Linked DNA regions of Homo sapiens: region 1 is linked to region 2. A link is a contact called in ENCODE Hi-C or POLR2A ChIA-PET data. All regions are on one chromosome and are shown on one strand. The core of a region is the stretch at or near the end of the contact, and the rest is flanking DNA. Distances in the headings are between cores, read along the strand shown. Region 1 overlaps SLC9A2 (solute carrier family 9 member A2). Region 2 overlaps IL18R1 (interleukin 18 receptor 1).

What was found. A loop is a pair of places that touch in the nucleus more often than their neighbours do. ChIA-PET counts read pairs that join two places held with the same protein, here RNA polymerase II (POLR2A). Pooled maps may share reads with other maps.
Region 1: a pooled map shows a loop between it and region 2 (5-fold over the local background). The contact joins two enhancer-like sites. A Hi-C loop is called at or near these places in 1 of 37 single-sample maps with no recorded cell type and 5 of 50 pooled maps. POLR2A ChIA-PET finds 5 or more read pairs at or near these places in 1 of 52 experiments (AG04450).

What each region holds. Positions count from the first base shown.
Region 1 is chr2:102,658,031-102,661,701 of GRCh38, reverse strand. The region is part of intron 2 of SLC9A2 (solute carrier family 9 member A2); the gene reads right to left. Among named protein-coding and RNA genes, the nearest start is that of SLC9A2, 40 kb to the right of the region's middle. Within about 2 kb of position 1,517, at least 3 of the 41 ENCODE cell types and tissues checked have a DNase peak (open chromatin) inside an H3K27ac peak, as active enhancers do.
Region 2 is chr2:102,365,000-102,368,485 of GRCh38, reverse strand. IL18R1 (interleukin 18 receptor 1) reads right to left here. Exons shown (of 11, transcript NM_003855.5): 3 at 418-661. Among named protein-coding and RNA genes, the nearest start is that of IL18R1, 11 kb to the right of the region's middle. RefSeq lists an enhancer at 692-741. Within about 2 kb of position 1,670, at least 4 of the 41 ENCODE cell types and tissues checked have a DNase peak (open chromatin) inside an H3K27ac peak, as active enhancers do.

The sequences.
Region 1 (3,671 bases), core at 268-2,767, 290 kb before region 2:
TCAAAGCTATACTGCTTAATGATATTTTTAAATTGCAAACATATATATATTAACATTAGGAGTTAGGAACTTTGAACTTTGATTTTAAAAGCACACTAATTCTGTGAAATCATATAAAGCAAGGGTGCAAATTATACAAATACAGTCGTCTATCAGAATGGCTCTGTCTCAGAAAAAAAAATGTTCAGGTAATTTCTTCCTGTATGAAACATACAGGATAATCATTTTGCATATGAAATTTTAGAACTATTCTGCTGTTTGCAAAATCAAAATTAAGATCCAAGTGGTCACTGCTTACCCTCCATCTTCCTAAAGTTACTTTCCACTCCACAGCACACAGTGACTGGGCCTCTGGGGTCCATTACTGGCTTCTCTCTACAGAGCCAGCTCTCCTTAACCAAGCCCGGTTATGAGCAGATGGAGGAAACTCTTTAAGTCTTCTCGGAAAATTTATTAGAATATTCAGTGGCTGCATTAACATGTTCTAGAAATCATCTGAAAAATCTTTGCCTAATAGGGAAATTTTGGAAAGTTTTCATGCAACATTTATTCTAACGGAAAACACCACAATCCTATTTAAAAATCACACGTTTATTTTTTTCAATTGTCATGTCTCTAGTTACTTCTAATCTACTACAGCCCTGTACAATAGCATGAAGTGTTTGATCTGCATTTCTTTTGCTTTGAGACATTTTCATGCTAAGTTTTCTTCGCTTCAGCTTTTCTAGCTCAATGTTGAATTTATCATAATTTGGGAAAGGAGTTAATGGCACTAACCTACCATGTTACCCATCCTCGAGATTATATACTGTGACAATGAATTTTCTCCGATTAACCTCTATTCTTCTATCTGCAACTCCTAGTGACTCATCGTTTTTGCCGTATGCATCATGGTCCGTATTTTTAATACCTTTCCAAAGTCCGTGAGTTCCTTAAACTAACCCCTATTCTTCTATTTGCAACTCCTAGTGACTCACAGTTTTTGCTGTATGCATCATGGCCCATATTTTTAATACCTTTCCAAAGTCCATGAGTTCCTTTAACCTCTCCTACAGATAAGCCTGAATGAATGAATCAAAGAATCTTCCACAAAACATCTCCACCTCTATTCTTTGAAGGTACCTGACTAGGAGATAAAATTAGAATTTTTGACACCATTGTTCTAATTATTCTTAACACACGCTCAATTCAGTACAGTACTCAGACAATTCAGCGAGAGAAACGTCTAGTAGTTTATTCTTTGGCAAACCTGTGGGCATGCCCTGATATCTTGTGGGTCTGGCTTTGAGAGTCCATGGACTCTCAGCCAGGGCAAGTAAGTTACCAAGGGAGGCTCTTAGATATGAAACCACGACAGTGGTTCTGACTGACAGGCTCTGGCCATTCCTTGATAAGAGCTTCCACCTCAAAGCACCAGCCAGGGCCTTGCTCTGTCTGTGCCCTTCTTCTGAGTAGAGTGACAAGCTCTCACTTTGGCCGCCTGCCTTCCCTGGGTCAGCCCTCCCTTTCTTTCCATAAAACCACAGTTGTGCCTCTGTGCCTCCTGAGAGGAAGCACAGGGTGTGTGTCTGGATGGCCTGCTACCTTTGCATACTCTAAACAGTGACTTAGCCAGACCCTATCCTGAGATCTGATTTGGGACAAACTCAAAGAATGGACCACGGAGATGTCTGAATAAAAATTTGATCAGAGGTGGGAAAGCAGTGTGGAGGCCTGGTGTGTCATTCTGAAATGAATTTGACTCTACTGAGCTGCCCTAGAAGGACTGCAACAGGAGCTTTTATTTCTTTGTAAAGTTCCCTTTGCACTAAATAGACTTACTCCAGGAATTCCCATTCAAAGGTCCTCAGTCTCCCTCGACAGGGTAAAATTTACGTATCGAGCATAAGTCAGAATGGAAAACTTCATGCCTTCTGCCTCTGGAAATTAGAATGAGTTATAAAATGTCTCTACTATTATGGCAGTTTCCCAGTTAAAATTTAATATTGCTAAGTTAATGACTACTCAGTTCATGAATAATGGAATATATGAAGCGGATTTTGTTACTTAAGTGAGGTAACTTAGCTGTCTTAAAATATCTATACTACAAATTGTGATCAATAAATTATCTTCTATACAATAATGTTCACATGAAGTTAATGGATGTCCTTAGAGATGACATTTTATTCATTCTGAGGATTTGCTTTTGCAGTAGAATACAAGCTAACAGAGAATAAATCGGTTTCTATGTAGACTTTTATTTTATTATTATTATTATTATTGAGATGGAGTCTCACTCTGTTGCTCAGGCTGGAATGCAGTGGTATGATCTTGGCTCATTGCAACCTCCGCCTCACTGGCCCAAGCGATCCTCTCACTTCAGCCTCCCAAGTAGCTGGGATAACAGGCGCTCACCACCATGCCCAGCTAATTTTTTTTTTTTTTTTTGTATTTTTAGTAGAGACAGGGTTTCACCATGTCGGTCAGGCTTGTCTCGAGCTCCTGACCTTCAAGTGATCCACCTGCCTCAGCCTCCCAAAGGCATGAGCCTCCCAGAATTATAGGCATGAGCCTCTGCACCCGGCCTACTATGTAGACTTTTAAATGAGTCAGGAATGGCATTTTAATGATAAGAGCAAATGGAGAGGGAATTAAAAATTAAGTCCTTTAAACACAGTCTTTTTCTGCCTCGCTTTTCTTATCTGAATAATGGGAGGAATGCCTGTTTCATAATTTGTTATAGAGACCTGAGCACAAAGTGAGCATTCACAAGTTAGTGGCTATCATTACTGTCACCTTTACTACTACCGAGCTGTGGCTAACAGAAAACAGCATCATCAGTGCTCCCTAACTGATTTATCAATTGAGCATCACTTGAGTGTCTTTAACTGGTGGACACAGAGCTCTTTGGAGGTATGTGGGTAAAAGGAGAGGCTTTCTCATCCCTTCTCTCAATCCTTGCCTGTGTTCAGAAGGCAGGGTAGAAGTAAATTCTGCTAACCTTAAGATCATAACAGCCCCTGACTCTAATTATATGTAATCTAAGAGAGGATTACAAATAATTTGTGCCTTCTGAATAAACACTCATTTATGAGAAGGTGATGAGGGCCAGAAATGTGCTGGTTGAGTAGTAACAGAAAGTGAGCAGTGAGCGTGTGACAAAAACTTTCCGTAAAATCATTAACATGATAACTAAAGCATCCCCAGATAGAGAATGGCACTTAGCAGGTATTATCATTTCACCTGTGTTATATACATTGGATACTGACAGTATTACTTCTCACAAAGAACTCTGGGATCTGAAGGCTTTTAAGTTATGATCGAAGACCATCATTTTTGAAAATGCCAAAATGATAAATCATCAGAGTTGCAAAGGCCAAAATCATATGTTCCTCTGGCATGAACAGGGCCTTGTCAGCACAGACCAGCTACATATTTTGTGGGGCCCCGTGCAAAATGAAAATGAGGAGACAGTTTTATGATAATAAATAAATTATAAATAATAAGTTTAAAAGTATTAAGAATTATAAGACAGTGATGTCAGAGCATTAAACCAAGTGAAGGGCCCTGGGCAATTGCTCATGAAACCACCCTGTGTGCAGGGTCTCGCCCCTGCCAGTTGAGGTGCAGAGAGCCACTGCAGGTGGCTGGGCAGCCCCCACCTGTTGGAGTCATGCAGTGTGAATGTGACT
Region 2 (3,486 bases), core at 421-2,920:
CCATCCCTGCTCCCCACCAGGGATGCCACCCAGGAAGCTGACACTGCCCCATTCGCAACACATTAATATTATCGTGAAGTCCGAGCTGCTGATTTCATTTGACTGGGGGCATGTAGACAACAGGAGCAGCTGAATTTTAAAACTGACTTTCATGCAATCGTCACTTGTCATTGGTAAGGATCCCCTAAAAGGAAATCCTATCAAAGTAATCTCCTTTCATTAAGGTCACTAAGAAAATAAGCAGAGAGAGATAAACTTATTCTGTTCCATAACAAAGAATGTATTTCATGTCATAGGAAGAGTAGGAAAGAAAAGGATGTGGTGATTATCTGACCTTTCAGATTACTGCATATTTGAGTTGCTGAACAAAGGACAAGAGGGCTGTGAAATACATTTTGAAAAGAAAGGGTTACTCACTTCATTTGGAAAAAGTAAGATCCTGTGTCATTCAACTCAACTGGCCAAAACTCCAAAACACAATCATGCAAAGCAATTCTCGAGGAACTCCTTGGGTTCAGCTCCACATGTTCCTGTGATCCACTGCTTTTGTACCAGCTTTTGGTGGTTGTTTCAATCTCATGTGCAAGTGAACACGAGCAATGTTTCAGATAGAAAGGTTCCCCTTCAACCACAGTAATGTGGGGACGTGAAGTACAAGATTCTTCAAAAGATTAGTAAAGTAAAATAAATAAAAACAAAAACCAAAATGACAAGGTAACTTTTTTTGGTCTCCTAATGCATTAGGTGAAGAAGCAAGGTTAGCAAGAAAGTCCTGAGAAATCTCGGTGTCAATTTCCTGTGGGTTCTTTATTTTTGCGTCAATCTTTCCAACACTAGAAAGGATAAGGCACTTTCAGAACATAGATGAAAACACAACTTCTGACAGTTTCTCCCCAACAGGAAGGTATCAGAACTTAACCAACCATAGCTAGAAGACTGATAATTGTGTCACCTCTTAGAAGAAAATATTACACATTACAACTTCTTCATAGGGAAAGCCACAGAAGTCACGGTGCTGCCATACCTACCTCAAAATATACCCTGCTGAGGAGTCTCAGTAGAAAAGAAAACAAGAAATCTAGCAACCTTGGCGTTCTTCCTCTGCACCATCAGAAATCTCACTCACCTTGCATTCACCCTGCCTATCTAACATTCCCTGGTAAGTGTGGGGATGGTTAAAAGTGTGCCTATGTAACTTACAGTGTGTGTACATTTATTATTACTGTAGGTCACCATGTGGATAATCAAGAATTCATTAATATAATATCAATCCAAATTTGCATATCTGTCACTTTCCCTCTTTCTCAATTGACCCAGATTCTCTGGCTTTGGAAATATATCTGACCATCATCTACCCAGGATAGGTGCTCGTTCCCCTCTTTCGGCACTTGTGGTACTTCAAGTTCAGCATTAATGGGTCTTTCTCATAATCTACCCTCCAGTGACTCTCGGGTGCACTTTTACCACATTTTGAGAATGAGAGTATTTAAACTGAACGAAACATTTCCCTTAGGACATGGACAGAATGCCTTCTCTATAGTCAGGGTTTGTTTCTCAAAGCAGCAGTCTGGTTTTAACTCAAAATTGTTAACCACAACATAAAGAGGAAGTGATGTGATAGAAGTATTCTGATATGGTTTGGCTGTGTCCCCATCCAAACCTCATCTTGAATTTAATCATGGGGGCAGTCACCCTCATGCTGTTCTCATGATAGTGAGTGAGTTCTCATGAGATCTGATGGTTTTGTAAGGGGCTTTTCCCCCTTTTGTAAGTTTCCTGAGGCCTCCCCAGCCCTGCAGAACTGAGTCCATTAAATCTTTCTCCTTTATATATTACCTGGTCTCAGGTATGCCTTTATTAGCAGTGTGAGAATGGACTAATAAAGTAAATTGGTACCAGAAGTGGGGTGCTACTGTAAAGATACACAAAATGTGGAAGTGACTTTGGAACTGCATACAGGCAGAGGTTGGAACAGTTTGGAGGGCAGTTTGGAACAGTTGGAACAGTTTGAAGAAGATAAGAAAATATGGAAAAGTTTGGAACTTCCTAAAGACTTGTTAAATGGCTTTAACCAAAATGCTGATAATGTTATGGACAATAAAGTCCAGGCTGAGGTGGTCTCAGATGGAGATGAGGAACTTTTGGGGAGCTGGAGCAAAAGTGAATCTTGTTATGTTTAGCAAAGAGATTAGTTGCATTTTGCCCTTGTCCTAGAGATCTATGGAACTTTGAACTTGAGAGACGATTATCTGGAAGAAGAAATTTCTAAAGAGCAAATCATTCAAGAGGTGACAGAGCATAAGAGTTTGGAAAATTCACAGCTTGAGAATGTGGTAGGAGAGAAAAATCCATGTTCGTGGGAATGGGGGGCATGGAATTAAAGCTGGTTGCAGAAATTTGCATAAGAAATGAGGACTCAAATGTTAATTGCCAAGACAAGGGGAAAAATGCCTCTAGGGTATGTCAGAGATCTTCATGAGAGACCCTCCCATCACAGGCCCAGAGGCCTAAGAGGAAAAAATGATTTCCTGGGATGGGCCCAGGGTCCCTTTCTGTGTGCAGCCTAGGGATTTGGTGCCCTGCATCCTACCCCTCCAGCCATTGCTAAAACAGGCCAAGATACCAGGTCAGGCTGTGGCTTCAGAGGGTGCAAGCCCCAAACCTTGGCAGCTTCCACATGGTGTTGAGGCTGCAGGTGCACAAAAGTCAAGAATTGAGGTTTGGGAACCTACGCCTAGGTTTCAGAGGATGTATGGAAATGCTGGATGTCCAGGCAAAAGTTTGCTGCAGGGGTGGAACCCTCATGTAGAATCTTTGCTAGGGTAGTGTGGAAGGGAAATGTGGTGTTGGGGCTCCCATACAGAGTCCCCACTGGAGTACAGCTAGTGGAGTTAAGAGAAGAAAGCCACCATCCTCCAGGCCCCAGGATGATAGATTCACTGACAGCTTGCACCATGCACTTGAAAAAGCCCAGAAACTCAACACCAGCCCATGAAAGAAACCAGGAAGAAAGATGTACCCTGCAAAGCCACAGGAGCATAGCTGCCCAAGGCCATGGGATCCTACCTCTTGCAGCAGCGTGACCTGGATATGAGACATGGAGTTGAAGGAGACTATTTTGGAACTTTAAGGTTTAATGACTGCCCTATTAAATTTAGAACTTGCATGGGGCCAGTAGCCCCTTTGTTTTAGTCAATTTCTCCCATTTGGAAGGGGTGTATTTACTCAATGCCTGTACTCCCATTGTATCTAGGAAGTAACTAAATTGCTCTTGAATTTACTGACTCATAGGAAGGGACCTTCCTTGTCTCAGATGAGACTTTGGACTTGGATTTTAGAGTTAATGCTGGAATGAGTGAAGACTTTGGGGGACTGTTAGAAGGGCATGATTGTGTTTTGAAATGTGAGAGCATGAGATTTGGGAGAGGCCAGGGGTGGAATGATATGATTTGGCTATACCCCAACCCAAATCATCTTGAATTGTAG